Linked DNA regions of Homo sapiens: region 1 is linked to region 2. The links are chromatin contacts, found by Hi-C or POLR2A ChIA-PET in ENCODE. All regions are on one chromosome and are shown on one strand. The core of a region is the stretch at or near the end of the contact, and the rest is flanking DNA. Distances in the headings are between cores, read along the strand shown. Region 1 overlaps P2RX4 (purinergic receptor P2X 4). Region 2 overlaps P2RX7 (purinergic receptor P2X 7).

Region 1 (3,743 bases), core at 109-2,608, 55 kb after region 2:
TATCTCCTGGCTACAATTTCAGGTGGGCGTGAGCTTGGGCCCCTCGCTCATGTTGTAGGGGGTGCTGGTGGCTGCGTACGTGCCAGTGGGCCGCCCACTGAAGACCAGCACTCAGGCAGCACCCCAAGGGCAGGCTGCCGGTCCCCCGTCCAAGGCGGCGGGAAGGCCATGCTGGGAAAATGCCCTTAGTGGTGTCCTGCTCCGGGGCCATCCCGGCCCCCGAGACCCCTCCTTGCCCTTTCCTGCCGCAAGAAACATGTTGAGATGGTTCTTAGAGCAGCCAGGAGAAGCTGGGGGCTTAAGCTTTCCAGCACCTGCCTCAGCCATGACCTCCATTCACTGCCTCAAGGAGCGGATGATCTTGTGATCCTCCAGTCCAAAGGCCTCTGGGGCCTGGCCCAGGAATTGGTTTCTCAAAGGTTGAACCTGTGCCAGAATCTCCAGAGTGCAGGGGACACAGGTCTGAGGCCCCTGAAAGGCCTTGCTGGGTTCCCTGCTGCAAATGCTGGCATCTCGGTGTCCTGGGGCAGATGTAAGCGAGTCCCACAAACAGTGGCTTGCAACTACAGGACTTGATTCTCTCACAGTTCTCACAGTTCTAGAGGCCACAACCTAAAATCCAGGCATCAGCAGGGCTGTGCTCGCTCTGAAGGCTCTGGAGAGAGTCCTTACTTGTCTCTCCTGGCTTCTGGTAGCCCACGGTGTTCCTTGGCTTGTGGATGCATCACTCCAGTCTCTGCCTCTCCTGTCATGAGGCCTTCTGCCTTGTATGTGTCTCTGTGTCTTTTCTTCTTGTAAGGATATCAGTCACTGAATTTAGGGCCCACCCTACTCTAGTATGACCTCATCTTAACAAATTACGTCTGCCAATATCCCATTTCCAAATAAGGTCACACTCCCAAGCTTCAGGTAGATGTGAATTTTTGGGGACACACTGTTCAACCCACTACAGCTGATGATCTCATGATCAGAATCTATAGCCAGGTAAATTTCCACGTACCCTTTGTTGCATTTTTCACAGTCCTTAAAAAGGAAGCGCTCCAGGCCGGGCGCAGTGACTCACACCTGTAATCCTAGCACTTTGGGAGGCCAAGGCGGGCAGATCACCTGAGGCCAGCATGGCGAAACCCCATCTCTACTAAAAAAAATACAAAAATTAGCTGGGCATGGTGGCGCATGCCTGTAATCCCAGCAACTTGGGAGGCTGAGGCAGGAGAATCGCTTGAGCCAGGGAGGCAGAGGTTGCAGTGAGCCGAGATCGCACTGCTGCACTCCAGCCTGGGCGACAAAGCAAGTCTCCGTCTCAGGGGGAAAAAAAAGAGGCCCTGCAAGGACCATCCCTGGGCGCGGTCAGCGGTGCTTTGGGCTGCACTTGCCTCCCCCTAGTGGTGACGTGTGGAATCCGATCCATACGGGATCCTAAGACCTCTGTAATTGTGGGATCTGCTGTCCTTTTGAACCTTCTGGCTCACTGAGTAAAGCAGATATTTGAATTTTTCTTTTCTAGCAGTTAGATTTGTGTTATTCCATCTCTACTGTCACACACTTCTTGTGGAAACCTCAAGCTTAGGTCAGAGCCCTAAAACGGAAAGAACTCAGGACGCCTATCCCCCAACCTCGGGCAGCACCAGGCCCTGCCTGTGTCTCCCAGGCCTGGCCCATGGCGTGGAAGTTGTGGGCCAGATAGAGCATGGAGCTAGGGTGCGGGCCGAGGCTCCTGATGGATCCCTGGAGAACATGGGGCAGCAGATGGTATGTCTTGACGGTTCTTCACCAACCATCCATCCCCTGCTCATGCGTGTGCGCTCTCTCGCGTGCTCGCTCTCTCTCTCTCTCATATATGTATATGTATATATGTGTATATATATATATAGCCATTATATATATAGCCATTATATATATATATTTTTTTTTTTTTCTTCTTTTTTAAGGGAGTGACTTGCTCTGTCACCCAGGTTGGAGTGCAGTGGTGCGATTTCAGCTCACTGCAGCCTTTGCCTCCCGGGTTCAAGACATTCTCCTGCCTCAGCCGCCTGAGTAGCTGGGATTACAGGCGCCCGCCACCACACCCAGCTAATTTTTTGTATTTTTATTAGAGACGGGGTTTCTCCACATTGGCCAGGGTGGTCTCGAGCTCCTCACCTCAAGTGATCCACCTGCCTCGGCCTCCCAAAGTGCCGGAATTACAGGTGTGAGCCACCGCACCCAGCCATATATTTTTAAATGGTCTTACTGAGATGCAATTCACATGCCATACCGTTCACACATTTGAAGTGCAGAATTCATAGTTTTCACTATATTCACAGATAAGTGCAGGCTTCACCACAGTCGATTTTAGAACATTTCCGTCATCTCAAAAAGAAACCCTGCACCCTTCTGTCATCCCCCGGCCCCTGGCAACAGTGGTCTACTTTCTGTCTCTGCAGATGTGCCTCTTCTGAGCATTTCATATAATCAATATGTGGCCTTTTGCGTCTGGCTCCTTCCCCTTAGCCTGATGTTTTCAAGCTTCATCCATGTCGTAGCCTGTGTCAGTACCTCGTCTCTTTTTATGGCCAAATCATATTCTGCTGTGTTGACAGACGACGTTTTGTTCATCTCTTTATCTGTGTGACGAACGAGTGGTTCTTTTTGTTGTTGTTGTTGTTGTTGAAGACTGTGTGCACAGAATCAATGTTTCTTTGAAAAAATAAATAAATTTAAAAAGCCCTAGGTCAAGAGATTGAGACCATCATGGCCAACTTGGTGAAACCCCGTCTCTACTAAAAAATCCAAAAATTAGCTGGGCATGGTGGTGTGCGCCTGTAGTCCCAGCTACTCGGGAGGCTGAGGCAGAAGAATTGCTTGAACTGGGGAGGTGGAGGTTGCAGTGAGCCAAGATTGGTGCCCCTACACTCCAGCCTGGCAACAGAGGGAGACTCCATCTCAAAAAAAAAAAAAAAAAAAGTCCCTGCACTGATGCTGTGTTGGGGCTGGCTTAGTCCCCTCCTGCAATGCTGGCTGGTCACATTCTTACTGTTAGATGTTGGAGGTCAGGGTCCCTTGAGGGAGGCAGGCAGGATGTACCAGGTGGGATGTTGAGAGCAAACTGTTCAGGTTCAGGAGAGGACACTGGTGCTGGAGGAGGAGGTCTCCCTGTGCCCCTGTACCTCGTGGGCCCCGCATCCTCCTGCTTGCACAGCCCGCCTCAGCCAGGAGAGGCCCCGAGCCGCTCCAGCGTCCATTCAGCCGGCAGAGTGGACCATTCACCTGTGCCAGCTCCACTCTAACGTTCTCTCACAGGGCCCAAGGTCCTGCCCCAGCCATCTCCCCCTGATCCATCCTCCTTCCCCTCAGGTTTGCCAAGTACTACAGAGACCTGGCTGGCAACGAGCAGCGCACGCTCATCAAGGCCTATGGCATCCGCTTCGACATCATTGTGTTTGGGAAGGTAGCTCGCCGCCACTGGCTCCCCTCCGTCACTCCCTGCAGGGACAAGGGGCCTCTCCCTGCCCCTGCAGAAACACTTTTTTTCTTTTTCGGTGTCTTGGCAGGCAGGGAAATTTGACATCATCCCCACTATGATCAACATCGGCTCTGGCCTGGCACTGCTAGGCATGGTGAGTGGTTTAGGCCCTGCCTTCACCCTCACGGTGAGGTGAGACCCTGGGCTGGGGTCCTGGTCCTGGCCCTAGGCCCTAGACCTCAGATGTGTTTCTAAACTTGACCCTCCTACCTTCTTTCCCTTGGCCCCCAGCCCTCCT
Region 2 (3,842 bases), core at 723-3,222:
CTAGACAGGGCCACAGGAGGAAGTACCAGATCCGCTCAAGAGGCAGAATAAAGGGTAAAGAATGGTCCAGAGCTTTATTGTGTTACTCAGTGGAAGGGCAAGGCAGGACTAGGGAAACAGCTTAGGGTTAACTACTTTGAATAATGCCAGTAGGTTCTGAGTTACAGGAATGGTCTCTAAATGTCTGGCCCTCACCCTACCTGTCCCTAAGGAGAAATACTGGAGAGTTAGAAAAGGAGGTGGTTGAGGGATTGGTTGGAGGGTTTGTAATATGATTTTCACACCCTCACAAAAGCTGGATTGCAGAGGAGATGTAAACAACTTCAGCCTTGGGAGGCCAAGATGAAAGGATGGCTTGAAGCCAGGAGTTCAAGGCTGCAACAAGCTATGATTACACCACTGCACTCCAGCCTGGTTGAAGGAATGAGATCCTGATTCTACAAAACATTTTTGAAAAAAACTTTTTTATTTTTTCTTTTCTTTTCTTTTTTTTTTTTTTTTTTTGAGACAGTCTTGCTCTGTCACCCAGGCTAGAGCGCAGTGATACGATCTCGGCTCACTGTGACCTCCATCTCCTGGGTTCAAGTGATTCTCGTGCCTCAGCGTCCTGAGTAGCTGGGATTACAGGTGCCTGCCACCATGCACGGCTAATTTTTGTATTTTTAGTAGAGATGGGGTTTCACCATGTTGTCCGGGCTGGTCTTGAACTCCTGACCTCAAGTGATCCACCCGCCTCGGCCTCCCAAAGTGCTGGGATTACAGGTGTGAGCCACGGTGCCCGACCAAAAAATTTAAAAATAAAAATTAGCCACCTGTAGTGGTGCACGCTTGTAGTCCCACCCAGCTACTTGGGAGGCTGAGGTGGGAGTATCACTTGGGCCCAGGAGGTGGAGGCTGCAGTGAGCTCTGATCATGCCAGTGCTCTCCAACCTGGGTGACAGAACAAGACCCCACCTCAAAACAAAACAAAACAAAAAACACAACTTCAGCCTTTAGTTTGGCCCTGTGATTAATGATTGCCAAATAGGCATACACAGAATCTAAGAAAATACAGTTTGCTGAGGTGTGCCTGTCTCCAGTCCAGTAATTAGTATGCAAGATTTACCACCGCCCACTCCCACTTTGTTCTAGATGCCAAACCTCTTCTTCCCCCTTAAGGAATAGTCATATTGCTTGAAGTTTTTTTTTTTTAATTTCTCTGCTTGTTGTTAATCCTGTGTTGGTTTAAAATGTGCATTTTAATCTTAAGCGACAAGCTGATTTTCCGTCACTCTGAGATGATGCAGGTACAGGTGGTGACATGGGGAGGGGGGACTGCTCTTTGGTTCCAGGTGGTTGGAGAGAGACCCAGGGCTTTGGATTGTGTTCCTTCCCCTGCCACCTGTCACAGAGCCAGGGGACAGACCAGGAGGACTAGACAGGCCACTGTTTTGGCTTTTCCTTCCATAAAATACCAGCATTTTTTGCCAGATGCAGTGGCTCATGCCTGTAACCCCAGAACTTTGGGAGCCTGAGGCAGGCAAATCACTTGAGCTCAGGAGTTCGAGACCAGCCTGGGCAACATGGCAAAAGCCCGTCTCTACAAAAAATACAAAAAATTAGCCGAGCACGGTGGTGCATGCCTGTAGTCCCAGCTACCTGGGAGACTGAGGTGGGAGAATCATCTGAGCCTAGCAAGTCAAGGCTGCAGTGAGTGGTAATCCTGCTACTGCACTCCAGCCTGGGTGACAGCGTGAGACCCTGTCTCAAAAAAAAAAAAAAAAAAACCCAAAACCCAGCACTTTCAAAGGGATCTTACAAATACAGATCCTTTTCTTCCTACAGATACGCCAAGTACTACAAGGAAAACAATGTTGAGAAACGGACTCTGATAAAAGTCTTCGGGATCCGTTTTGACATCCTGGTTTTTGGCACCGTAAGTCTCGTTTCCCAGCTCCGGGCACCGGCATCCTATGACTGTGTCCTAATTACTGCTGTGGGGCCTCCATGGAGGGAAGGGTTTTGGTCTCAGCCTTCAGCTAGCACTGGGCATTTCGCACATGGGATAAAAGAGGAAGAAGATGTTCTCGGGCTGCTGTCCCTGAATGAGTCATCTGACGAGTACAGGAGTGGGCCTGGAAAGCAATTCTAACATTCGGCTTTAAAAATACTCTGATACTTAACAAGAGAGAGAAAGAAATCTCTCTGTAAAATAGTTTGTAAGTAACAGAATCCAATTCAAATTGGCTTAAGGGGAAAAAAAAAGTTTTGAGTGGGCTTTTTTGGGTTCACGTAACTGAAAAAATCCAGGGGTTATTTTTAAGCTACAAGCATGGTTGGATCCAGGTGTTCAAACAACAACATCATCATCAAGAACTTGCCACCTTCCGTGTCTTATATACGTCCTCCTTGGTCTTGGCAGCCATCTCTCTATGAAGGTATCAGGCAGCACCTTCGATCTGACCAGTTTAGCAACCTCAGTGAAAAGAAAACACCTCTTTGCCAGAAGGTTCAGCAAAGGTCTCAGACAAATGTCATTGGCTCTGATTGGCCCACTATGGATGACATGCCCACTGCTGAACTAATCACTGTGACCAGGGTCATGCCATACTCCCAGTGGTTAGTGTCGAACCAGCCCTAACCTAGCCCAGGGGCCAGCAGAGAGGCCAACACCCCAGCCCCTTCAACACACACACACACACACACACACACACACACACACACACACTACATGGACTGAAAAGAAAATTGGAGTGTTGCCTTCTGAAGATGGAAGGAAAAGATGCCAGCTATGCAAAAATCAACATATCCCACGACATCCTGTCCAAGAGCATGTTATCTATGTAAGACAGTGATAAGCAGGACTAGAAGCAATAAGATATAGCTGAGAGAATGCAAAGACCGCTGGGAATAAAAACCACAAGGCTGGGCCGGGCACGGTGGCTCATGCCTGTAATCCCAGCTCTTTGGGAGGCTGAGGCAGGTGGATCATGAGGTCAGGAGCTCAAGACCAGCCTGGCCAACATGGTGAAACCCTGTCTCTACTAAAAATGCAAAAAATTAGCTGGGCGTGGCGGTGGGTACTTGTAATCCCAGCTACTTGGGAGGCTGAGGCAGGAGTATCTCTTGAACCCAGGAGGCGGAGCTTGCAGTGAGCCGAGATTGCGCCACTGCACTCCAGCCTGGGCAAGAGTGCGAGACTCTGTCTCAAAAAAAAAAAAAAAAAAAAACCCACGAGGCCACCCAGACATTCCTTCCCTCTGCTTCTGAAGTAATGTCAAACCTTTTGGAGGAGAAGCTTGTCTGAAACCCTCACCTTGTATGGAGAAATGATAGCCCTTCAGTGGGTCTCCCCTTAATGTGTGGGCCCCAGTGCTTGCTCATGTAAAACCTTTATGGGTCCAAGCACACCCTGCACGGCTGAAGCAGGATGCCTGAGAGTCAGTTTCAGTCTGCGTAGTCTCTGCCTCAGCCAGCACTTGAACGCATCTATCCAAGTCACAGCATGAGGCTCCGCTCCCTGATAGAACCAACAATTGCACGTTGAAGCAAAAGAGCGTTGCTCTGAATTTCACCTGAGTAAACTCTCCCACTCTGTTTTTAGGGAGGAAAATTTGACATTATCCAGCTGGTTGTGTACATCGGCTCAACCCTCTCCTACTTCGGTCTGGTAAGAGATTCTCTTTTCCATGCTTTAGGAAAATGGTTTGGAGAAGGAAGTGACTAACGCAGCGCTTGTCTGCATTCTCCCCAGGCCGCTGTGTTCATCGACTTCCTCATCGACACTTACTCCAGTAACTGCTGTCGCTCCCATATTTATCCCTGGTGCAAGTGCTGTCAGCCCTGTGTGGTCAACGAATACT

Evidence for each region. Hi-C counts contacts between places; a loop is a spot of excess contacts on that map. ChIA-PET counts read pairs that join two places held with the same protein, here RNA polymerase II (POLR2A). Pooled maps may share reads with other maps.
Region 1: a loop to region 2 is called in a map of PC-9, with 3 times the contacts of the local background. The contact joins two enhancer-like sites. A Hi-C loop is called at or near these places in 2 of 168 maps with a recorded cell type or tissue (PC-9 and ovary) and 2 of 50 pooled maps. POLR2A ChIA-PET finds 5 or more read pairs at or near these places in 6 of 52 experiments (B cell, CD4-positive, alpha-beta T cell, GM12878 and 3 more).

Annotation. Positions count from the first base shown.
Region 1 is chr12:121,229,078-121,232,820 of GRCh38, forward strand. P2RX4 (purinergic receptor P2X 4) reads left to right here. Exons shown (of 12, transcript NM_002560.3): 8 at 1-22; 9 at 3,337-3,430; 10 at 3,534-3,599. Among named protein-coding and RNA genes, the nearest start is that of P2RX4, 21 kb to the left of the region's middle. RefSeq lists a silencer at 1,189-1,483 and an enhancer at 1,430-1,479. Within about 2 kb of position 1,359, at least 4 of the 41 ENCODE cell types and tissues checked have a DNase peak (open chromatin) inside an H3K27ac peak, as active enhancers do.
Region 2 is chr12:121,173,564-121,177,405 of GRCh38, forward strand. It overlaps P2RX7 (purinergic receptor P2X 7), which reads left to right. Exons shown (of 13, transcript NM_002562.6): 9 at 1,825-1,915; 10 at 3,584-3,649; 11 at 3,734-3,842. The region is part of intron 2 of LOC105370032 (a long non-coding RNA gene); the gene reads right to left. Among named protein-coding and RNA genes, the nearest start is that of P2RX4, 35 kb to the right of the region's middle. Within about 2 kb of position 1,973, at least 6 of the 41 ENCODE cell types and tissues checked have a DNase peak (open chromatin) inside an H3K27ac peak, as active enhancers do.